Regions from separate parts of the Homo sapiens genome. Here regions 1, 3, 4, 5 and 6 are each linked to region 2. Evidence: read pairs that join two places in POLR2A ChIA-PET (ENCODE). Cell type or tissue: K562. All regions are shown on one strand.

What was found. Peaks named below come from ENCODE experiments on the same cell type or tissue, not always from the same donor. Only the 100,000 strongest peaks of a DNase experiment are listed, where the experiment ranks them.
Region 1: POLR2A ChIA-PET joins it to region 2 with 11 read pairs; 5 of 35 experiments call an interaction of 5 or more read pairs at or near these places.
Region 3: POLR2A ChIA-PET joins it to region 2 with 25 read pairs; 4 of 35 experiments call an interaction of 5 or more read pairs at or near these places.
Region 4: POLR2A ChIA-PET joins it to region 2 with 83 read pairs; 18 of 35 experiments call an interaction of 5 or more read pairs at or near these places.
Region 5: POLR2A ChIA-PET joins it to region 2 with 32 read pairs; 16 of 35 experiments call an interaction of 5 or more read pairs at or near these places.
Region 6: POLR2A ChIA-PET joins it to region 2 with 14 read pairs; 10 of 35 experiments call an interaction of 5 or more read pairs at or near these places.

What each region holds. Positions count from the first base shown.
Region 1 is chr22:21,733,799-21,737,798 of GRCh38, forward strand. YPEL1 (yippee like 1) reads right to left here and starts at 1,996. Exons shown (of 5, transcript NM_013313.5): 1 at 1,817-1,996. RefSeq lists silencers at 1,645-1,694, 1,715-2,564. In K562, a CTCF peak has its summit at 1,777; DNase peaks (open chromatin) are centred at 1,000, 1,483 and 2,243; H3K4me3 peaks cover 1,473 bases; H3K27me3 peaks cover 1,012 bases.
Region 2 is chr22:21,639,820-21,643,819 of GRCh38, forward strand. SDF2L1 (stromal cell derived factor 2 like 1) reads left to right here and starts at 2,483. Exons shown (of 3, transcript NM_022044.3): 1 at 2,483-2,704; 2 at 3,043-3,239. The coding sequence starts at 2,518. RefSeq lists a silencer at 2,292-2,721. In K562, CTCF peaks have their summits at 1,810 (motif pointing left), 2,424 and 3,369 (motif pointing left); DNase peaks (open chromatin) are centred at 1,812, 2,352, 3,062, 3,392 and 2 weaker places; H3K4me3 peaks cover 2,577 bases.
Region 3 is chr22:21,453,153-21,457,152 of GRCh38, forward strand. No RefSeq gene overlaps it. Among named protein-coding and RNA genes, the nearest start is that of TMEM191C, 12 kb to the right of the region's middle. In K562, no CTCF peak of the experiment used is centred here; no DNase peak of the experiment used is centred here.
Region 4 is chr22:21,572,800-21,576,799 of GRCh38, forward strand. All of the region lies in intron 1 of UBE2L3 (ubiquitin conjugating enzyme E2 L3), which reads left to right. Among named protein-coding and RNA genes, the nearest start is that of UBE2L3, 7.1 kb to the left of the region's middle. In K562, no CTCF peak of the experiment used is centred here; a DNase peak (open chromatin) is centred at 1,788.
Region 5 is chr22:21,565,292-21,569,291 of GRCh38, forward strand. It overlaps UBE2L3 (ubiquitin conjugating enzyme E2 L3), which reads left to right and starts at 2,423. Exons shown (of 4, transcript NM_003347.4): 1 at 2,423-2,480. The coding sequence starts at 2,454. RefSeq lists silencers at 1,417-1,604, 2,247-2,486, 2,737-2,876. In K562, CTCF peaks have their summits at 2,370 and 3,541; DNase peaks (open chromatin) are centred at 2,390, 3,090 and 3,480; H3K4me3 peaks cover 1,920 bases.
Region 6 is chr22:21,553,770-21,557,769 of GRCh38, forward strand. It overlaps a transcript of UBE2L3 not described here. Among named protein-coding and RNA genes, the nearest start is that of RIMBP3C, 4.3 kb to the left of the region's middle. RefSeq lists silencers at 454-607, 2,071-2,365. In K562, no CTCF peak of the experiment used is centred here; a DNase peak (open chromatin) is centred at 2,382.

The DNA of each region.
Region 1 (4,000 bases), 94 kb after region 2:
TAGGGTAGCCTCTTTCCCTTTTCCTGCATCCCTGCCCCTTGACACAGGTGCTGGTGGAACTTAGTGAAGACAGGCAAGAATCAAGAACAGATGTTAGAGGAACACTGCTCTCAACCTAAAGAAAATAGCTTTATGGTGAGGTATAGCAGCTCAAGCCTGTAATCCCAACACTTCAGGAGGCTGAGGCAGGTGGATCACTTGAGCCTAGGAGTTCAAGACCAGCCTGGGAAACATTAAGTGAGACCCCAGTCTCTACAAAAAAAAATGTAAAGTTAACCAGTCATGGTGGTGTGCACCTGTAGTCCTAGCTACATGGGAGGCTGAGGCAAGAGGATCACTTGGGCTCAGGATGTGGAGGTTGCAGTGAGTCGTGTTTGTGCCACTGCACTCCATCCTGAGCAAGAGTGAGACCCTGTCTCAAACAAAGAAACAAACAGAGAAATGGCTTTATAAATTACAGTGATTCAAAGGTGAAAAGGCTTAATACCCACAGTTTAGTGACAAGAATGCACCCAGGTGTTTTTCATATTGGCAAGTGTACCACAGCAGTGTAGGATGGGGTAAGGATAGGGAGCACTGGGTGTAGGATATATTGGGATTGTCTGTACTATCTTTGCAACCTTTATGTAAATTTAAAGTTTTTCCAAAATAAGAAGTTATTTTAAAAGAAGACTATTGCTCAGATTGGTAATTAAGAGCGCTCAGTTATTATATAAATGCTCAATATGGGCCCAACCCGTAGGGGTTCCCACAAGTAGATGAGACTCTACCCTGTAGGGCCCAAGAGGAAACACCATGAAGGTCCTGGAGATCCTCTTATTCCTCAAACATGCCACTACCATTGCCTCGCAAGAGCCCTGAGGGGGACCAGTGCATGATTGTAAGACAAAATGACATCAGGATTAAGCACAGCTCCTGGCACCTGGCAGGGGCTCAGCAAACATTTGTCACATCTATAGCTTGCTCAGGTGAGGTGCCTGGAAAGTCTCCCCAGTGGTGGTAAACCTAGTCTTGGGACCTGAGTAGGGAATTAGGAGTGTCAGGGGCTGGTGGGTGGGAAGAATAACATTCTTAGCAAAGGAAACATCAGGTTAAGGTGGGTATGTTTTAGATAGAGGAAGAAGAAATGCAACGGAACAGAAAAAGCGTGGGGCGGGGAAATTGATGTCTTCCATGTTCATTATCTGCCTAAAATAGAATCTCAGCCTTTTTTCCATCCTTAGAATTCAGCACATAATTTGGACATCAAAGATGTCAATCAGAGCCAAGCATGGGGGAGGCGGACCCTGTTTAGATCTCTGAAGCTCAGGCTTTTGCAATCTCTGTTAACGAAACCTATGCCACAAGTGGTAAATACCGAGGACGCTCCATTTTAGTCATGATCTTTATGTGGCTACTTGAAAAGCTTTTCCGCCTTTCTGATAAACATTCCTAGGAGACCTCTTTTGCCCTCATTTCCTTGCCCAGTTGAGGCTGTATTTTTTAAGGAAGGAAAATCCAAAAATCAGGGATCTTGTCCATTTTCCCTATCTTTTCACGGCGGGGCGGGAGAAGAGGGACAGCGGGGGAGGTGGAGAGAAGAAACGGCGGGGGAATCAAAGATTAGGCGTTGTTGTCTGTGCCAAAACGGAGTGAGCCCAATATCAACAAATCAAAATCCAAAACGGAACAAAAAAGTCACAGGCCCGCCCTGCTCGCGCCCCCGCCCGCCCGGACGCCCAACAGGTGCTTCCCGGGCCCGCCCGCAGCCACAGTATCCTTGGGTGGCCACAAAGTAACCGCCCGCGCAGCTGCAGCCAGGCCCGCCCGTACTCACGGCCGCTCCGCGGTCCGCGCCCCGGCCCGCAGCGCCCATCCGGCCCGGGCCCCGGTCAGCGCGGGCTCGGCTCTCAGGCGTTCCCGGCGCGGCCCGGGACGCGCTGAGGCCGTTAACGCCTAGGCAGGGCGCGAGGCATCCTCCCGCCGCCGCCCCGCGGGCCGCCTGCCCTTTGTTTTGGAGCCGTAGCCCGGCCCAGACGCCGTTAACAGCCTTGGAGCGCGGCGCCGGCCAATCAGCGCGCCATGTCGCCAGCGCCCCGCCCCCATCCTGCCTCCGTTCCGCCCCGCGTCCCGCCTGCCCCGCGCGCCCCCGCCCCGCGCGCTCCGGGCCAAGGAGCTCCGCCAGCTCGCACCCGGCCGGGACGGGCAGGAGCCCACGTGCCGCGGGGCGCGCCGCACTCCCATTGGCTGACCCGCCGGGCGCGGCCTCGGAGCCAGCCTGTAAGGGCCGAGGGACACGGGGGCGGGGCCGCGCGGGGCGGGGCGAGAGCAGGGGCGGGTTCCGCGAGGAGCGCCGCGCTCGGACGCAGGCTGGCTGGGCAGGGACACTCGGCCGGCGGGGCTGGCGGTGGTGGTCACTCGTTCCTCCGGCTCGCGGGGATGGGCCGAGGGCGTGCAGGGCCCGCAGCTCCAGAGGCTGAGGCGAGCTTGCGCGCAGCCTCCTCGTCCAGCGCCGTGCACGTACCGCCCGTCCGCGCGGTCGGCCGCGTTGTAGGGGACGGACGTGGAGGCCGAGGCGAGCTTGTGTGCGCCTGACCAGGGCCCGCCTTGGCCGGACCCCTCCGCGGCCGGGTCCCCAGAATGCGGTCGTCCGTGCTGTCCCGTCCCCACCACCCTCTCTGAACCCAAGGACCTAACCCCCTAGGACCCCCTCGCCACGGAGGACCCCCCGGGTCTGCGTCTGGCCCCTCGCTCTGCTCCAGGACTGCCGCGTCAGACCCTACAGAAAGCCCCTTCCTCTGGGTAGTGCTCCCGACGCCCCGGCAGCCTGCGCCACCCCCACGCCTCTAATGTCACTGTTTTCTTGGTTCCGTATCCCTTCTTTAAAAAAATATATATTATTTGAAAATAGATATGTATTATTTGAATATATATATTTGAAGGCTGGGTGTGGTGGCTCACGCCTGTAATTCCAGTACTTTGGGAGGCCGAGGCAGGAGGATCATTTGAGCCCAGGAGTTCAAGAGCAGCCTGGGCAACATAGTGAGACACTGTACCAAAAAAAAAAAAAGAAAGAAATTAGGCATGGTGGTGCACACCTGTAGTCCCAGCTACCTGTGAGGCTGAGGCGGGAGGATCACTTGAGCCCAGGAGGTCGAGGCCTCAGTGAGCCATGATCGCGCTACTGCACTCCAGACTGGGTGACAGAGCGAGACCCTTCCTCTTGAACAAAAAAAAAAAAAAAGAAAAGAAAAAAACCAAGAAAACAACAAAACCTCTATTGAGGTCACAATGTATATAACATTGTTATCAGCGTCCTCTGGACGTATTCTCTTGTTTTCTGCAACCCACTGTGTATGTAAAGATCTCTTCAAGTCGCTAAATGTACACCTGACTCATAACTTAGATTGTGGCTGGATGTTGCCTTTTTTTTTTTTTTTTTTTTTTTCCTTGAGACAGGAGTCTCGCTGTGTCGCCCAGGCTGGAGTGCAGTGGTGTGAGCTTGGCTCACTGCAACCTCCTCCTCCTGGGCTCAAGCGATTCTCCTGCCTCAGCCTCCCCAGTAGCTGAGACTACAGTTGCCCGCCACTAGGCCCGGCTAATTTTTGTATTTTTAGTAGAGACGGGGTTTCACCATATTGGCCAGGCTGGTCTCGAATTCCTGACCTCAAGTGATCCGCCTGCCTCGGCCTCCCAAAGTGCTGGGATTACAGGCATGAGCCCACGCGCCCGGCCCCATTTAACTATTTTAAAGTGTACAGTTCACTGGTATTAAATACATTCATAATGTTGTGCAACCATCATCATCATCCCTCTCCAGAACTCATCTTGCCTAAGTAAAGCTCTGGACTCAAGAAACAATGACTCCCGTTTCCTTCTACCCCATGCCCCGCACCACCCCATTCTACTTTCTGTCCCTATGAGCTTGACTGCTCTAGGTGCCTCACATAAGTGAAATCATCTAGTATTTGTCTTTTTGTGGCTTACTGTGACTTTTGTGGCTCATTTCACTTAGCATAAT
Region 2 (4,000 bases):
TTTTCTTTTGAGACGAAGTCTTACTTTATTGCCCAGGATGGAGGACAGTGGCGCGATCTTGGCTCACTGCAACCTCTGCCTCCTGGGTTCAAGTGATTCTCCCACCTCCGCCCTCCGAGCAGCTGGGATTACAGGCACATGAGACCATGCCTGGCTAATTTTTGCATTTTTAGTAGAGACGGGGTTTCACCATGTCTGGTCTGGAATTCCTGACCTCAGGTGATCCTCCTGCCTTCGCCTCCCAAAGTGCTGGGATTACAGGTGTGGGCCACCGGGCCCGGCCTATACCTGTAATCTTAACACTTTGGAAGGCCAAGGCGGGTGGATCACCTGAGGTCAGGAGTTCAAGACCAGCCAGGCCAACATGGTGAAACCCCGTCTCAACTAAAAGTACACAAATTAGCCAGGCCAACATGGTGAAAACCCGTCTCTACTAAAAATACAAAAATTAGCTGGGTGTGGTGATACATGCCTGTAATCCCAGCTACTCAGGGGGCTGAGGCAGGAGAATTGCCTGAACCCGGGAGGCAGAGGTTGCAGCAGTGAGCCGAGATCGTGCCACTGCACTCCAGCCTGAGTGACAGAGTAAGACTCCGTCTCAAAAAAAAAAAAAAAAAAAAAAAAAAAAAGACTTCTTGAATGATGCACATGGGAGACTCAAAAGTTTGAAAAAAAAAAAAAAAAAGGCTGGGTGCCGTGGTGGCTCATGCCTGTAATCCCAGCACTTTGGGAGGCTGAGGCAGGTGGATCACCTGAGGTCAGAAGTTTGAGACCAGCCTGGTCAACATGGTGAAACCCTGTCTCTACTAAATATATTTAAAAAAGTAGCCGGGCGTGATGATGCATGCCTGTAATCCCAGATACTCAGGAGGCTGAGGCAGGAGAATCACTTGAACCCAGGAGGTGGAGGTTGCAGTGAGCCGAGATCGCGCCATTACACTCCAGCCTGGGTAACAAGAGCGAAACTCCGTATTAAAGAAAAAAAAATTGTTGAATGAGATGTGAGGAGCAAGGTAAAGAGACGAATGAAAGAAGAATCCCAAGTTTTGGGCCTGAGCATCTGCAGAATGGAGGTGCCATTTACTGAGACTCATAAGCCTGGGGGAGGGGTAGTTTGAGGGCGGAGACCAGGAATTCTGCTTTGGATGTGCTGATTTTGAGATGATGGCTGACATGTCCAAGAGTATATATCCATCGCCTCTCAGATAGTACTTCAGCTCTTCCACCCTAGACTGGAGACCCCTCAAGTGCAGGGACTACCAAATCCAGGGCAGACTGACTTTTAACCGTTTGGACACCTAAATGCTGAAAAGATCAAGGTGTCTTATACTACATGTAACTCAAAATCAAAACAGTATTAAACACGAAACCCCCAAAATAACATGTTGCTGTAATGAAAATGGCTTTACTCTGGATTTTCTGAACGCAAAATTCTGGATGATTTAATTAAATATGAACTTTTCTCTCTGCTTTGCCTGTGCTTCAACTACACCCTAGTCAGACTCTTGAGCCCAGAGCTATTTGCTCTGTGACCCCACAGGATCTGGAGTGAAGCTGCTGTAACAATGTCCCATGAATGAATAAATAAACAGAGGTGTAAGTTTTCCTCCCTTGAAGGTTGAGCTGACAACACTCTGAGAAGGCGGCAAGAAGGAGACCTACTCATGGCCAGGAGACCTGGGACACGGTCGCCCAGGCATGGTTCCCACAGCCCCTTGGTCTCCTTTGACTCTGGTTTCCTAAGACAGCTTTGGGACTTTCTGGTGAGAAGCTGCCATTATTCTCAACGCTACAGCTCCCTGCTGCCCTCTCCTGCCCGATGACCCAGTGACCACGAGATTTAGCCACGAAAGGAGTCAAATGTATAAGTGGCCAGGGGAATTCAGAAACCCCAGGGTCTAGGGACTGTGGTGACCCAGTATCAGAGAGGGCCTAGGGCCGAATGACTGGAGGTTTCATTAATCCCGGGGTCCAGGGACTTAAGGACTGATCCCGATTCAGTGACCCCGGGATCTGTCGACTTTGTGACCACAAAATCTAGCGATCCAACAACCTCAAGACCCTGCAGCTGCGGGCCCAGGTTCTGAGGGGAGAGACTCATTACTGAGTGCCCAGGAGTCCAGGATCAAGGGGCGTCGTGAAAACGTGCCTGCAGGGTCCTAGGATCCTGAGCCGGTGTCCAGGGACTCACCGGCTGCGAGGAGCCGCGTCTTCACCAACTGTTCACGCTCACTCTCCGCGGCTCGGAGACTCAGCCGCCCTTCCCTGGGCACTCATTGGTAAGTCCTCGGAAGCGTGGACCAATCAAAACCCTCCTCGTGTCTCCAGTCCCCGCCCAGCTACGGCTCTCGCGAACCGGGGGCGGGCCCTCCCCGCGCTGACCCAGTGGCAGTGCAAGCGGAGTGCCGCGCGGGCCGACTATTGGCTGCCGCAAGCGGGCGCTGTCAGAACCGGATTGGGCCGCGGCGGGGACGGAAGCGGCCCCTGGGCCCGAGGGGCTGGAGCCGGGCCGGGGCGATGTGGAGCGCGGGCCGCGGCGGGGCTGCCTGGCCGGTGCTGTTGGGGCTGCTGCTGGCGCTGTTAGTGCCGGGCGGTGGTGCCGCCAAGACCGGTGCGGAGCTCGTGACCTGCGGGTCGGTGCTGAAGCTGCTCAATACGCACCACCGCGTGCGGCTGCACTCGCACGACATCAAATACGGATCCGGTGCGTGGGGCCAGCGACTGGGAGAGCGCGGGGAACCGGGGCTCGGGGTTGGGAGTGTGGAGACAGGGTGGTCATGGGGGTCTGTGGGCCGTCTGGAAGCCGGGCGGCGGGGGCTCTAGAGTCGTTGGGAGGTCGAGGGGCCAAAGCTTTGAGGGTGTCGAGGATATTGAGGGTGGGGACGGTCGTCGGGGAACTGCGGGCCCAAAGACTGAGGGGGTGTCAGGCGGGGGCTGGGGGTGAGCCCTTGGGGTCCCCTGGGACATGTTCTGGTCCCAGGGCGAGGGTCCGGGGTTCCGCGATTGACGGAGACCCTGGGTGTGTGGGGTGTCACTCCTCAGGCAGCGGCCAGCAATCGGTGACCGGCGTAGAGGCGTCGGACGACGCCAATAGCTACTGGCGGATCCGCGGCGGCTCGGAGGGCGGGTGCCCGCGCGGGTCCCCGGTGCGCTGCGGGCAGGCGGTGAGGCTCACGCATGTGCTTACGGGCAAGAACCTGCACACGCACCACTTCCCGTCGCCGCTGTCCAACAACCAGGTGAGCCCCTCCCGGAGCCCCCAGAGAGACTCCTGGCCTGTGTGAGGGGCCAGAGACAGAGCCCTGGGTTCCAATCCGAGCCTCAGCTTCTTCGTGAAATGGAAATTTCACTTCAGAGATGGTTACTGAGCGCCCCCTCGGGGGACACAGAGTAACTCCGCCAGGATCCTGCCCTCAGGTGCTCCCGGCCCGGCAGGGAGAACGACGGGAGAGAGATCCGGAGAGATACGCCTGGATAGCTCTTCCTCTGGTGGCAAGTGGGACCCAGGAGGGGAATCCACACAGCCTTGAGGGTGGGGAATAGGAAACTCCACTGGGGAGGAGGAACTCAGGCTAGATCTGAAAGGATGATTAGGAGTCCTACAAGCCACAAAGGGGAAAGAGAGACTTCCCAGGCCAGCAGAAGAGATTGTGCCAATGCATGGAGGTCATTGGAATTCAGGGGATTGGAATGGAACAGTGGGTGCCCTTGGGGAGCTGGTGGAAGAAAATGTTTGAGATAGATAGACAGCTTGACTGTTAGCCTGAGGGGCTGAATTTTAGGCTGAAGGTAGGTCAGAGGGGTTAGGACTGGGAAAATGTGGAGGAGGAGGCCTTAGCTCCGTGGGGACCAGTGGTCTCTGCACAGACAGATGCAATGGTGTGTGCATGTGTCTGAAGAGCCCATGCTGGGGAGGGAGTGCTAGAGGTTGCGGGGGCGGGTCATGGTGTCACCTTTTGCAGCTGTGGGAGCTGAGGCTCCAGGAAGGGTAGGGAAGAAC
Region 3 (4,000 bases), 190 kb before region 2:
AAGAGTGAAACTCTGTCTCAAAAACAAGACAAAAATTAGCTGGGCATGGTTGTGGGTGCCTGAATTCCATCTAGGCAGGAGAATTGCTTGAACCCAGGAGGCGGAGGTTGCAGTGAGCCGAGATCACGCCATTGCATTCCAGCCTGGGCGACCAGCAAAACTCTTAAAAAAAAAAAAAAGTAGCCACCAATGATATGTAAGCAGATGAGCATGGATATATTCCAGTAAAACTTCATTTATGGCCAGGCACGGTGGCTCATGTCTACAATCCCAGCACTTTGGGAGGCTGAGGCGGGTGGATCACCAGAGGTCAGGAGTTCGAGACCAGCCTGGCAAGATGGTGAAACCCCGTCTTTACAAAAAAAATACAAAAAATTAGCTGGGCTGCCGGGTGCGTTGGCTCACACCTGTAATCCCAGCACTTTGGGAGGCTTAGGCGGCTGGATCACGAGGTCAGGAGATCGAGGCCATCCTGGCTAACATGGTGAAACCCCGTCTCTACTAAAATACAAAAAATTAGCTGGGGGTGGTGGCACGCCTCTGTAGTCCCAGCTCCTTAGGAGGCTGAGGCAGGGGAATCGCTTGAACCCGGGAGGCAGAGGTTGCAGTGGGCCGAGATTGTGCCACTGCACTCCAGCCTGGGCGACGGAGCGAGCCTCCGTCTCAAAAAAAAAACCTTGCTTCTTTGCCAAGCGTGATGGCTCACACCTGTAATCACAGCACTATGGGAGGCCCGAGGTGGGCTGATCACCTGAGGTCAGGAGTTCAAGACTAGCCTGGTCAACGTGGCGAAACCCTATCTCTATTAAAAATACAGAAAGCAGCCAGACATTGTGGTGGGCACCTGTAATCCCAGCTACTCGGGAGGCTGAGGCAGGAGAATTACTTGAACCCGGGAGGCAGAGGTTGCAGTGAGCCAAGATCGTGCCACTGCACTCCAGCCTGGGCAACAGAGTGAGACACCTGTCTCAAAACAAAAACAAAAACCAGCTTTTCAGCCAGGTGAGGTGAATGCATCTATAGTCCCAGCTACTCAGGAGGCAGAGGCAGAAAGCTCCCTTGAGCCCCAGGAGTTTGAGGCTGCAGTGAGCCATGACTGCATTACTGCACTCCAGCCCGGGCAACAGAGTGAGACTCTCTTTTTTTTTTTTTTTTTTTTTTTGAGACAGAATCTCGCTCTGTCACCCAGGCTGGAGTGCAGTGGCACGATCTCAGCTCACTGCAAGCTCTGCCCCCCAGGTTCATGCCATTCTTCTGCCTCAGCCTCCCAAGTAGCTGGGACTACAGGCGCCTGCCACCACGCCCGGCTAATTTTTTTGTATTTTTAGTAGAGACGGAGTTTCACCGTGTTTGCCAGCATGGTCTCGATCTCCTGACCTCGTGATCCACCCACCTCGGCCTCCCGAAGTGCTGGGATAACAGGCATGAGCCACTGCTCCCAGCCAAGACTCTATCTTTAAAAGAAAAAAAAATAAGTCGTTTTCCAAAAGCCATTTGAGGTGGATTGCAGTAAAAGTCTTCTATGGAGTGGAGAATGTTTGACACAGTAAAAGAACAGGAATAGGAGAAAGCTGCCATGCTTTCCAGGGGGCTAAAATGTGTGGCTGAGCATCCTATTTGGCTCTGCGTGCCCAAGGTGTCCCTCTGCCCTGCTCCCAAAAAGAGGAGGGATGTGAAAAAGCAAAGGTCGGGAAGTGGGAATTGGAGGTGGTTTTCATCTTAGTACAAAAGGAAGTGTCCCCATGCTAAATATTCCAAGAAATGTTTCCCACAGGACTTACTTTTTTTTCTTTTTTTCCGAGACTGACTATCACTCTGTTGCCCAGGCTGGAGTGCAGTGGCGCAATCTTGGCTCACTGCAACCTCCGCCTCCCAGGTTCAAGCAATTCTCCTGCCTCAGCCTCCCGACTACCTGGGACTACAGGTGCGTGCCACCATGCCCAGCTAATTTTTGTATTTTTAGTGGAGACGGGGTTTCACCACATTGGCCAGGCTGGTCTCGAACTCCTGACTTCAGGATTTGCCGACCTCAGCTTCTGAAAGTGCTGAGATTACAGGCGTGAGCCACCGTGCCCAGCCTCCAATAGGACTTTGTAAAGGACATTCACTAAGTTGCACAGCAAATGTAGAAGGAAGCTTGTGAAAGGCTTTTTCTCGAAATGACCTGGGTAAAATCAGACTGTGTCATTAAAGGTCCCTGGTGTTGTGCTGTAAAATGTTACTTTTGCCAGTGGCAGGATGCTGCCCCTGCCTCCACCGTGCTGTAAGGTAGTGTGCAGCATCCATACTGATCACCTTTCCACAATCGCGTAAGAGTGTGTGGACACGTGTAAGCCCTAGGCTTGGGTGGCTGGGACTTGGTCTTGCAGCCCCCTGGCCTGGGCCGCATTCATCTGTCCACCCACGCGGCACAGGCCGGACTTACCCTTTCCACTGCTCCAGGCTGGGGCGGAAAGAGCCAACGGGGAGGTGGCAGGAAGCCCCCCACAGAGCAGGAAGCTGCACAGACCCCATGCTGAAGGAAGAAGTCATCAAGGGGCCACATGGGGACCAGGGTTGGGAAAGGCAGGCAGGGCTGCAGGCTCCCTAGGAGGCCAGAACTGGCCAGGGGTGCAGCAGCCGAGGCCTCTCCCTGCAGTGCCAGGCTGCGTCCTTTCCCACGCAAAGGCTAGCCTCTGTGCTGTGGAGACCAGACGGGAGGCTGGAGGGCCTTGGTGGCAGTGTAAGAGGCTGGGCCACCAGCAGGGCCCAGGTGTCTTTCTCAGTGCGCCTGGTGCTACCAAGAACCGTGCCCTGGGCAGATGGCTGAGGAGCGCTCACCTGTCCCTGTGCCCAGACACTTTCTGAGCCAGGTGGCCTCCCCTAATGCCGCTGACCAGTGGATTTAAGAAAATGTCGGCCCCCATGGCCAGGTGCAGTGGCTCATATCTGTAATCCCAGCACTTTGGGAGGCCGAGTTGGGCAGATCACTTGAGGTCAGGAGTTCAAGACCAGCCTGGCCAACATGGCGAAACCCCATCTCTACTTAAAATACAAAAAATTAGCCAGGCATGGTGTCAGGCACCTGTAATCCCAGCTACTTGGGAGGCTGAGGCAGGAGAATTGCTTGAACCCAGGTGGCAGAAGTTGCAGTGAGCTGAGATTGCGCCACTGCACTCCGCCCTGGGCGACATGGCAAGACTCCATGTCAAAAAAAAAAACAAAAAAACAAAAAAACTCAGTCCCCAGCGATTTTGGGATTTGGAATTTTTGCCTATTCATGTTCAGCTCCTCTTTCTGGCCAAGGTAACAATGAGTTGCCTCCTGCAGGGTCCCTGCTGTGAAATCAGGCCATCCCGTGCTTCTCGATCAGCAGGCCGCACCTCCAGGTCAGCTGAAAGGAGCCCAGAGCATTTGAATCCCAGCCCCAACTGGCAGCGGCCTTTGCCTTGGACAGATGCCATGTCTCTGAGGTGCAGACGGGCTGGCTCTCCATTCAGGTGTCAGAGCATTTGAGTGTGTGTGGTTTTCCAAGCCCTGGGTTTGTCAATGGAGGGAAAGGTGCACAAGATGTGGTCCGTGAGCTCTTGGATCCTAGAATGCTTGGGGAAGACAGGCCAGCCTCGGAGGCTCAGCCTGTGGTCCCAGCTACCTGGGGAGGCTGAAGTGGGAGGATTGCTTGAGCCTGGGAGGTGGAGGCTGCAGTAAGCTAGGATTATGCTACTGCACTCCAACCTGGATGACAGAGTGAGACCCTATCTCAAAAAAATAAATAAATAAAGGAAAGCATCCTTGGTAGTGCTGAGTGCTGTGGGGACACTGTTGCAATTGGGGATGAGTGGCCTGGGAAGGCTTCCCAAGAAATGGCATTAGGGTGAGGCCATAGGAAGTGAGGGAGGGGCTAGGCAGAGGAATGAGCAGGCACAGAGGCCTGTAGCAGCAGACTGCACAGCGGCAGGAGCGGTCCTGGCGGCGCCGGGCCTAGGAGCCATGTTGGGGTTTGGACTTGTGCTCTCTGAAG
Region 4 (4,000 bases), 67 kb before region 2:
CTCCCTCTGGCCCCATGCATCTCCTCCTGTCCCACCTTAGTTAATGGTTCACTTGTCTACTCAGTTGCTCAAGGAAAAAACGCCAGCGGAGCCCTTCTCGGCTCTTCCTCCCTTGTCTAGTCACCTGGCGGATTCTGCTGAACTATGCCTTCAGTCTCTCTTCTCTGCCTGTCTTCTCTCCATCCCCACTCCCACTCCCAATGCCACTGCCACTCCCACTGCCTCAGTTCAGGCCATCCCTGTTTGTGGTAGACACCTGCATCGAGCTCCTTAATGGTTCATCTAAACTCCTTACTGGTCAGCGCACTCTCTGTCCCACACTACTCCTAACCAGCAGTGCATCAGAGTAGTGTATGGTGTGGTGTGCAGTAGAGAAGTGCACATGAGCAGGCCCTGCTCTCAGAGATTGGAGCAGAATTTAGTAGGGTGAGGATGAGGCTGGGACTCTGGATTACAAGTGCACATTCCTTAGCTTTTTCCTTCAAGGTCTTGTCTCACCAGCCTTGTCTCTCCCCACTTGCCCGTTGAGTCCCCTAAAAACAGCATGCTTTGCACACACACTCTGGATCTCGTGATTGGCATCCCTGTCTCTTCTCTGTACCAGGGTAACTTTTTGACCTTTGAGACTCAGCTCAAGGGGCAATTCCTCTGCCCTTGAGGAGCTCAACAAAGGAGAAAAATGGCACGTACCTGGAACAAAGAAATCCTGGGCTGGCCACTGTGTGCTAGATGTCTGCCACCTGAATAATGGCTTGCAGGAGAGGGAAAGACCCCCTCTGACACTGAGGAGGAGGTCGAACTTGGCCTGGCCCTTTAAGCACGAGTAGGGTTTCAGCAGTTGAAGAAGACGGACTGGGTGGCCAGTGAGGTTGAGTCTCTCTCATCCCTCAGGAGGGCTGTGGGCAGTGCCTATGGGAAATGCTTTGAGGAGCCCCAGAGACCATCTGCCTACTCCCCAGTGCTGCTTGCGTCTGACCTTGTGCCGTCCCGCTTTGGGTTTTAGTTAGGCCAGCCCCTGAGATGCTTTCCAGAAGTGTTGAGGCATTGGCTTGATTTTACCCCAGATTGGCATGTCCAGTGCACCTGGTTCCTCCAGAGCTAGGAGACCTCCCTCTGCCAGGCCAGCCTTGGAGGGTGAGCTACCTCTCTATAGAGGGGTCACTGAGGGCAGTGCTGATGGATTTAAGGACAGGTGGCAGAGATGCCATAGCCTTTAGGTTGAGGGGCCAGATCTACATATCTCCTGGATGCTACAGCTATCCAGGAGAAGTGGCATGCCACTCACTCAGAAAGGGCTTTGCATGTATCTCCTGTGGCCAGCTTCATCATGCCTGTTCTTGGGGGACATAAATAAGCCTAACCTCCCCAAGCCCCCCACCCCTATAAGAAAGGGAGGAAGGGGCTTTTGCTCAGAGCAAAGCTGTTTAGAGGAAGACTACAGCATAGCAGTTAAAAGCTCAGGTTCTGGAGTTTCAATCCTGGGCCTGCCATGTCTTAGCTGAGTGACCCTGGGCAAGTTACTTTACCTCTCTGTGCCTTAGTTACTTCGTCCGTGTGTGAAGGTTAAATGAGTTAATATATACCAACTGCTTAGAAGAGTGCCTGGCATATAGTAAGTGTGAGCTACTTGTAGATATTATTGGGAATAACCAAGACATGTTCCAGGGCAGGGAGGTGACCAGCCTGACAGGAGGGGAGGATTTGGAGGAGTGATAGGAGATGGTATTGCAAAGGTGTTTTCGGGACAGGTTGGGGCCAGTCTGCCTGGACATACCCTCATCACTGAGAGCCCATTCTCTTACCTGTGGTACTCTCTTATTCTGTAGGTTGGAGAAAGAGTTACTGAGACAGCTGTGTGAATGTTTGTTTAAAAATGTTGGCTGGGGGCCAGGCGCGGTGGCTCATGCCTGTAATCCTAGCACCTTGGGAGGCCGAGGTGGGCGGATCATGAGGTCAGGAGATTGAGACAATCCTGGCCAACATGGTGAAAACCCATCTCTACCAAAAATACAAAAATTAACCAGGCCTGGTGGTGCGTGCCTGTAATCCCAGCTACTAGGGAGGGGGAGGCAGAAGAATTGCTTGAACCTGAGAGGCAGAGGTTGCAGCGAGCTGAGATCGTGCCACTGCACTCCAGCCTGGGTGACAGAGTGAGACTCTGTCTCAAAAAATGTTGGCTTGGCGCAGTAGCTCACACCTGTAATCCCAGCACTTTGGGAGGCTAAGGCAGGTGGATCACTTGAGGTCAGGAGTTCGAGACCAGCCTGGTCAACATGGTGAAACCCCGTCTCTACTAGAATCACAAAAAAATTAGCTGGGTGTGGTGGCATGTGCCTGTAATCCCAGCTACTCGGGAGGCTGAGGCAGGAGAATTGCTTGAACCCAGGAGGCAGAGGTTGCAGTGAGCCAAGATCATGCCACTGCACTCTGGCCTGGGCAACAGAGTAAGACTCCATCTCAAAAAAAAAAAAAAAAAAAGAAAAGGAAAAAGAAAAATGTTTACTTGGCTGGGCGTGGTGGCTCATATCCGAATCCCAGCACTTTGAGAGGTCAAGGCGGGTGGATCACTTGAGGAGACCAGCATGGGAAACATGACGAAACCCCATCTCTACTAAAAAAAAAAAAAAAAAAATACAAAAATCAGCCGAGTGTGGTGGTGCATGCCTGTAATCCCAGCTACTCTGGAGGCTGAGGCAGGAGAATCGCTTGAATCCGGGAGGCGGAGGTTGCAGTGAGCTGAGATGGTGCCACTGCGCTCCAGCCTGGGTGATAGAGCGAGACTCTCGAAAGAAAAAAGAGAAAAGTTTACTTTTCCCAACAAAGTTGAATAGCTTTTTTTTTTTTTTTTTTTTTTTTTTTTGGAGACGGAGTCTCACTCTGTCACCCAGGCTGGAGTGCAGTGGCACCATCTCAGCTCACTGCAACCTCTGCCTCCCATGTTCAAGCCATTCCTCCTGCCTCAGCCTCCCGAGTAGCTGGAACTACAGATATGCGCCACCATACCCGGCTGATTTTTGTATTTTTAGTAGAGACGGGGTTTCTCCATTTCCCAGGCTGGTCTCGAACTCCTGCCCTCAGGCGATCCACCCACCTTAGCCTCCCAAAGGATTACAGGCGTGAGCCACTGTGCCCAGCTTAAAATTGAATAGCTCTTGAACTCAAAATTTGTCTTTCTAATATCTCAGAAATTTACCTTGCATATTGTAAACATCCAGTGTAGTGTGACAGTCACTGTGTCCAAAGATGAGCATAGGTGCTATGGAAGGCTCCCACAGGTGCTGAACTGGGGCAGGGGTGGAGGTTTGAAAGCAACTTTTTTTTTTTTTTTTTTTTGAGGCGGAGTCTCGCTCTTTCACCCAGGCTGGAGTACAATGGTGTGATCTTGGTTCACTGCAACCTCCGCCTCCCGGGTTCAAGCAATTCTTCTGCCTCAGCCTCCTGAGTAGCTGGGATTACAGGCGCACGCCACCACGCCTGGCTAATTTTTGCATTTTTGTTTTTTTTTGTTTTTTTTTTGAGATGGAATCTTGCTCTGGCGCCCATGCTGGAGTGCAGTGGTGCGATCTCGGCTCACTGCAAGCTCCACCTCCCAGGTTCACGCCATTCTTCTGCCTCAGCCTCCCGAGTAGCCAGGACTACAAGTGCCCGCCACCATGCCCAGCTAATTTTTTTGTATTTTTAGTAGAGACGGGGTTTCACCATGTTAGTCAGGATGGTCTCGATCTCCTGACCTTATGATCCTCCTGCCTCGGTCTCCCAAAGTGCTGGGATTACAGGCGTGAGCCACCATGCCCGGCCCCCAATTTTTGTATTTTTAGTAGAGCTGGGGTTTCACCATGTTGGTTAGGCTGGTCTCAAACTCCTGACCTTGTGATCCGCCCACCTCGGCCTCCCAAAATTCTAGGATTACAGATGTGAGCCACTGCGCCTGGCCGAAAGCAACTCTTGATTGAGAAGTTGAGGTCTCAGATGTAATATTCTTGCTTCTTGTCTTCTCTTT
Region 5 (4,000 bases), 75 kb before region 2:
CCGTGTTAGCCAGGATGGTCTCAATCTCCTGACCTCGTGATCCACCCACCTCGGCTTCCCAAAGTGCTGGGATTACAGGTGTGAACCACCACACCCGGCCCCAGGATATATTATTTCCAGTTCCCTTTCCTTCTCTCCTTTCAGGAGAAACCCACTGTTCTTAGAAATGGAGAAAAATGTCCAGGCCCAGTGACTCACACCTATAATCCCAGCACTTTGGGAGGCCAAGGTGGGTGGATCACTTGAGGTCAGGAGTTCAAGACCATCCTGGCCAAAAATGCTAAAACCCTGTCTCTACTAAAAATACAAAAATTAGCTGGGCATGGTGGCAGGTGCCTGTAATCTATGCTACTCAGGAGGCTGAGGCAGGAGAATCACTTGAACCCGGGAGGCAGAGGTTACAGTGAGCTGAGATCATGCCATTTTGCACTCCACCCTGGGTGACAGAGTGAAACTGTGTCTCAAAAAAAAAAAAAAAAAAAAAAAAAAAAAAGAGAAAAACTCCTTAAGAAGGTCTGAGTATATTCTGAAGCTATGTTCTTCTCTCTGCATTGCTACCTGAGGTCCAAACCACTGTCACCTCTTTGCCTGAATGATTGCAACCGGTTTCCAAGTGGCCCCTGCTCCCCTTCTTATCCTCTTACCCACCTCCATTCCCCATTTTCCAATCAGAGTACTCCTTTTTTTTTTTTTTTTTTTAAGATGGAGTCTCACTCTGTCGCCCAGGCTGGAGTGCAGTGGCGCGGACTTGGCTCACTGCAACCTCTGCCTCCCAGGTTCAAGCGATTCTCCTGCCTCAGCATCCAGAGTAGCTGGGATTACGTTCGCCCACCACCACACCTGGCTAATTTTTGTATTTTTAGTAGAGACGGAGTTTCACCATGTTGGTCAGGGTGGTCTCAAACTCCTGACCTCAAGTGATCCACCCCCCTCAGCCTCCCAAAGTGCTGGGATTACAGGCATCAGCCACTGTGCCAAGCCCCAAAGTACTCTTTAAAACATGCGTCTCAGCCCAGGTGTGGTGGCTCATGCCTGTAATCCCACCACTTTGGGAGGTTGCGGCGGGAGGACTGCTTGAGCTCAGGAGTTTGAGACCAGCCTGGGCAAGACAGTGAGACTTCATTTCTACAAAAAATAAAAAAAAACTTAGGAGGGTGTGGTGGAACGTGCCTGTAGTCCCAGTTAATTGGGAGGCGAAGCAGGAGGATCCCTTGAGCCTAGGAGGTCGAGGCGGCAGTGAGCTGTTATCGTGCCACTGTACTCCAGCCTGGGTGACAGATCAAGACTCTGTCTCAAAAAAAAAAAAAATCATCTGACCATGGAGTCAATACTCATATCTATCAAAGACCTCTCACAGCACATGGAATAGAAACCAACTCCTCCCCTTTCTACAAGACCCTCCATGGTCTGTCCCCTGCCTCCCTCCCACCCTATAATCCTTTTACTCCATTCTGGACACTGAGACAGCCTCATGGTCTTCGCCAGTGCTGCTTCCTCTGCTTGAAACATTCTCCTCCAGTCCTCCCAGCTGTTCCTTCCCATTTTCCAGGTCCCAGCATTGGCTTTGGAGCCAGCAGCCCACCTGTGACAGGAGCCTGGCTCTGCTCCTAGCTGGCCGTGTGACCTTGGGCAAGTCACTGGCTTCTTCTGTGCTTCTGTTTATTGTGAAATGAGGATGTTAATGCTAACGTATCCCAGAGGATGGTTTCAAGGGTTAAAGAAAATAAAGCACTAGAGAGAGGTCTGGCACTTAGTAGGGCCATTTCCTCAATTTGGCTTCCTTGACCTCTCAAAGTATGTCCCCACAGTCACTTTCCTATCACCCAGTTTTCTTCACAGAGCTTGGCAGTGTGAAGTAACCTTGGTTATTCAACTTTTTTTTTTTCCCCCAAGACGGAGTCTTCCTCTGTCACCCAGGCTGGAGTGTAGTGGCAAGATCTCGGCTCACTGCAACCTCTGCCTCCCGGGTTCAAGCGATTCTCCTGCCTCAGCCTCCTGAGTAGCAGAGATTACAGGCGCCCGCCACCACGCCTGGCTAATTTTTTGTATTTTTAGTAGAGACCGAGTTTCACCACGTTGGCCAGGCTGGTCTCGAACTCGTGACCGCGTGATCCACCCGCCTCGGTCTCCCAAAGTGCTGGGATTACAGGCGTGAGCCCCCGCGCCTGGTCAACTATTTTATGCAATCAGTATTTATTATGCTCCTACTATGTGCCAGGCACTGGTTGTAACTGCCATCTGATTGGACGATCCGTAAACGCTGAGGCCCAGTCTGTGCGGTTCACTTGCGTTCCTCCACGCGCCCCCCAGCACAGTGGGAAGCACACAGTAGGTGCTCCGCTCTGCTCCTGTGCCCCGCCCCGCGGCCCCTCCCCCGCTCCAGGAAGTGCGGGGGCTCCAGCCGCCCGGCCGGCCGCGATGCATTCTGGGGAAGGAGCAGCACCAAATCCAAGATGGCGGCCAGCAGGAGGCTGATGAAGGTAAAAGCCATTCTCTGGCAGCGGCCGGGCGTGGGGCGGCGTCCTAGGCTCCGGATCCCCGAGGCAGGCGGCGGCTTCTCAGGGCGCTGCCGTCTGGCTTCCTGCCCTACACGGCCTCGTCGGTTCCCTGGGCCGCGCGCAGGCTCAAGGTGCTAACGGGGCTGGCCTAGGCCGCAGCCTGGGCGGGAGCGCAAGGCCGCGCTGGGAGCCGCTGTCGGCCCCTCAGCCCGGCCCGGGGCGTTCACGCCACTCTCCGCCCGGAGCTTGGCCGCGTCCCCCTGTCGCGGAGGCCGCGGTCCGATCTGAGGGCGTCGTTAATGTGAGAGCCCGGTTGGGAGGCTCCAAACCGGGCGCCTTCGGGGAAGGCCCGAGCGCCGGAGCCCCTGCCCGGAGCCCGCGCCGCGGAACCGCCCCGCCCTGGGCCGCAGCGCGCCGGGCTTGCAGCTCCGCTTGGCCCGGCCGCAGCTCGGGAGTCTGGGAGGTTCGGGCTAGGAAAGAGAGAAGGAGGCCAGGCGGCCAAAGTTAGGTCAGTTTGTTGGTGGGTCGTTTGGAATTGCGCTGGGTCCTAGCAAACTGTCGCCTTGTGACTGCAGAGTCACACAGCGGGTAAGTTCCAACTCCAGGAAGGCCTGAGGTCGGCCCCGATCGCGGCGCGGTTCTGCTTCCCTCTCCTCCACTCAGTCATCCCGATCTCCCCTCCCTGATAAAGTGCCATTTTTGGGGGGATAACGGTTGATTTCAGTCGTTCGAATCAAAACGGGCCAAAGTTTATAATAATAATTTGGTACTTTGGATCTTGAATGCAGCAGGGTGCTTTCTCGCTAATTGGCACCTTTTGGTGAGGAACACATGCTAAATTGGCTTAGTACTTTTGCCAGTGGATTTGCCAAGGTCCTCTGTAGCCCACCCCGCCAGCATCTGTGAGTCGGCGGCTGGGTAGTGCTGCCGGCCTGCAACGGGCCGGAAATTAAAAAAAGGCCCAGGAGCCAGTTTCCTGAGGGGAGATAAAGAGCTGGGGTTCGTTCTAGGCGGAGCAGTGCTTGGTAGAGCTAGACATTGAACTTGGAGCCACAGTCTCTGAGCATTCCCTCCGTCCCTGGGAACGTTTCCTTTCTTTTGTTCCCTAAGGGCTAGAGAGGACATTAACTTTATAAAACTGGAGTGGAAGTGGGCACAAAAGAACAGTCAGAGGACTTCAGACCTCTCCTCATCTCTTAAGCTAGTGACACCACCATTCACCAGATAAGGGGTCGGTTAATGGCTTTCTTTCCTACCCTACTCCCAGGTGCAGTCGTCCATTAACCCTTGTGGATTTAAATTTAGAAAGATTTCTGGAGTGCAGGCCGGGCGCGATGGCTCACGCCTGTAATCCCAGCACTCCTGGGAGGCCGAGGCGGGCGGATCACTTGAGGTCAGGAGTTCAAGACCAGCCTGGCCAACATGGTGAAACCCTGTCTCTACTAAAAATATAAAAATTAGCTGGGCGTGGTTGCATTTGCCTGTAATCTCAGCTACCCGGG
Region 6 (4,000 bases), 86 kb before region 2:
CTGTCTCTACAAAAAAAATTTTAGCTGGGCGTGCTGGTGCATGCCTGTAGTGCCAGCTACCCAGGAGGCTGAGATGGGAGGGTCACTTAAGCCCGGGAGTTTGAGACTAGCCTGGGCAACAGAGTGAGCGAGACCCAGTCTGCATTTCCAGCTGAGATGAAATGATTGCTTGAGCCTGCAAGGTGAGGTCAAAGTCGCAATGAGCTGTGATGGCACCACTGCACTCCAGCCTGGGCAACAAAGCAAGACTGTCTCAAAAAAAAAAAAAAAAAAAGCCTGGTGCGGTGGCTCACTCCTGTAATCCCAGCACTTTGGGAGGCCAAGGCAGGCGTATCACGAGGTCAGGAGATAGAGTCCATCCTGGCTAACATGGTGAAACCCCGTCTCTACTAAAAATACAAAAAATTAGCCATTAGCCAGGCGTGGTGGCGGGCACCTGTAGTCTCACTTATTTGGGAGGCCGAGGCAGGAGAATGACATGAACTCAGGAGGTGGAGCTTGCAGTGGGCCGAGATCCCGCCACTGCACTCCAGCCTGGGCGACAGAGCAAGACTCCATCTCAAAAATAAAAATTAAAATTAAAATTAAAAAAAGAGAGTAGGCTGTCACCAAGAAAAAGGACACTGGGGTGGATGGGTCTCTGGGAACCCCACGGTTACCATCCAGCAGCTGCCCCAAAGTATGTCAAAAGCATTCGGGAATGTTGGTTGAGTGGATGAGCAAAGCCAGGCTTCCCCAGGGCTGGGTTTCTGCCATCCCTGTTCTCATCATGTTGTGCAGTGATTGTCCAGTGACCTGCCTGTCACCCCCATCAACTCTGATCTTGGGGAGAGCAGAAGCCATGTTTTCCCTTGTCCCTATTGCATCCCTGCATGTGACTTAGCACATCACTGGTGCCCAGGACATATGAGAATGAGTTGCAGGGAGGCAGGAGTCCCTGCATGAGCTCACCATGCTGCTGCCTTCTCCAGGTTCAACTTTCTCACCTATTAAATGAAAGAGATGGTTTCTTTTTTTTTTCTTTGAGATGGAGTCTCACTCTGTCACCCACGCTGGAGTGCAGTGGCATGATCTCGGTTCACTGCAATCTTCACCTCCTGGGTTCACGTGATTCTCCTGCCTCAGCCTCTCAAATAGCTGGGATTACAAACACCTGCCACCATGCCTAGCTGATTTTCATAGTTTTAGTAGAGACGAGGTTTCGCCATGTTGGCCAGGCTGGTCTTGAACTCCTGACCTCAAGTGATCCACAGGCCTCAGCCTCCCAAAGTGCTGGGATTACAGGCATGAGCCACCATGCCCAGCCTGAAAGTGGTGGTTTCAAACTGGGTTCTTTAGGGCTCCAGGGTTCCTTGGAAATATAGAACTGCTGGGCACACACCTATACTCCCAGCTACTTGGGAGGCTGAGGCAGGAGGCTTGCTTGGATCCAGGACTTCTGGATTGTAATGTACTATACTGATGGGGTGTCTGCACTAAATTTGGCATAAATTGGTGACTTCCTGGGAGCAGGAAACCACCAGCTTGTCTAAGGAGAGGTGAACTGGCCCAGGTTAGAAAAGGAGCAGGTTGGCCGGGCTCGGTGGCTCATGTCTGTAATCCCAGCACTTTGGGGGGCCAAGGCGGGCAGGTCACCTGAGGTCAGGAGTTCGGGACCCGCCTGGCTAACATGGTGAAAACCCGTCTCTACTAAAAATGCAAAAATTAGCTAAGCATTGTGGCGCATGCACGCCTAATCCCAGCTACTCGGGAGGCTGAGGCAGGAGAATCGCTTGAACCCGCGAGGCAGAGGTTGCAGTGAGCCGAGATCATGCCATTGCACTCTAGCCTGGGTGACAGTGCAAGACTCCATCTCAAAAAAAAAAAATTTTTTTTTTGTAGGCTGGGCGCTGTGACTCATGCCTGTAATCCCAGCACTTTAGGAGGCCAAGGTGGGTGGATCACTTGAGATCAGGAGTTCAAGACCAGCCTGGCCAACATGGTGAAACCCTGTCTCTATTAAAAATACAAAAATTAGCCAGGCATGGTGGCACACGCCTGTAATCCCAGCTACTCGGGAGGCTGAGGCAGGAGAATCACTTGAACCCAGGAGGTGGAGGTTACAGTGGGCTGAGATCGTGCCATTGCACTCCAGCCTGGGCAACAGAGAGAGACTCCATCTCAAAGAGAAATAAAATAATTGTGGCCCAGAATGGTGTCTTAAGCCTGTATACCCAGCCCTTTGGGAGGCGGGGATGGGTGGAGTACTTGAGCTCTGAAGTTTGAGACCAGCCTGGGCAACATGACACCCACCTCTACAAAAAACACAAAAATTAACTGGGCATGGTGGTGCATGCCTGTACTCCTAGAGACTTGGGAGGCTGAGGTGGGAAGATTGCTTGAGCCTGGGACGTCAAGACTGAAATGAGCCATGAGTGAGTCACCGCACTCCTGCCTGGGAGACATAGTGACACCCTGTTTCTAAAACAAACAAAAAAAGGCCAGGCATAGTGGCGTGTGCCTGTAGCCCCAGCTACTTAGGAGGCTGAAGTGGGAGAATAGTTTGAGCCCAAGAATTCAAAGCTGCAGTGAGCAATGATCATGCCACTGCACTCCAGCCTGGGCTACAAAGAGACTCCATCTCTAAAAAAAAAGTAAAATAAAATAAATTTTAAAATTGTTTTATCATTTATTTTTTGGAGACAGGGTCTTGCTCTGTCATCCAGGCTGGAGTGCAGTGGCGTGATCTCGGCATACTGCAACGTTCGCCTCCTGGACTTAAGCAATCCTCTCACTTCAGCCTCCCGAGTAGCTGTGACTACAGGCTAGCACCACCATGCCCGGCTAATTTTTCTTTTCTTTTTTCTTTTTTTTTTTTGTATTTTTTTTTTTTTGTAGAGATAGGGTCTTACCATGTTGCCCAGGCTGGTCTTAAACTCCTGACCTCGAGCAATCCACCTGCCTCGGCCTCCCAAAGTACTGAGATTACAGGCATGAGCCACCACACCTGGCCAATAAAAAAATTAATAGGCTGGGCGCAGTGGCCCATGCCTATAATCCCAGTAAGGAGGCCGAGGTGGGCAGATCACGAGGTCAGGAGTTCGAGCCCAGCCTGGCCAATATGGTGAAACCCTGTCTCTACTAAAAATACAAAAATTAGCTGGGCATGGTGGCAGGTGCCTGTAATCCCAGCTACTCGGGAGGCTGAGGCAGGAGAATTGCTTGAACTCAGGAGGTGGAGGTTGCAGTGAGCTGAGATCACGCCATTGCACTCCAGCCTGGGCAACAGAGTGAGAGTCTGAGTCAAAAAAAAAAGAAAAAAAAATTAACAACAGGCCAGATGTGACGGCTCATGCCTGTAATTCCACCACTATGGGAGGCTGAGACGGGCAGATCACTTGAGCTCAGGAGTTCAAGACCAGCCTAGACAACATGGCAAGGCTGCATCTCTATAAAAAAATTACAAAATTTAGCCTGGCATGGTGGTGCACGCCTGTAGTCCCAGCTATTTGGGAGGCTGAGATGGAAGGATACCTTGAGCCTGGGAGGCAGAGGTTACAGTGGACTGAGATTGTGCCACTCCACTTCCACCTGGACGAAAGAGCCAGACTCTGTTTCAAACAACCAAAAAAACGAAAAACCCAACCCCCCAAAATAAAAACAATAATAATAAATAAAAATAAATTAAACAGAAATACCATAGGCCTGTTGGGAGGAGGTATGCAGGAAGCGGATGGGGAGAGACAGTGCCCATACTTGCTTCAATGGGCAGATCTACTCTTTTTTTTTTTTGAGACAGAGTCTCGCTCTGTCACCCAGGCTGGAGTGCAGTGGTGCAATCTTGGCTCACTGCAACCTCCGCCTCACGGGTTTATGCCATTCTCCTGCCTCAGCCTCCCGAGTAGCTGGGAATACAGGTGCCCGCCACCGAGCCCGGCTAATTTTTGTATTTTTAGTAGAGATGGGGTTTCACCGTGCCAGCCAAGATGATCTCGATCTCCTGACCTCGTGATCCACCCTC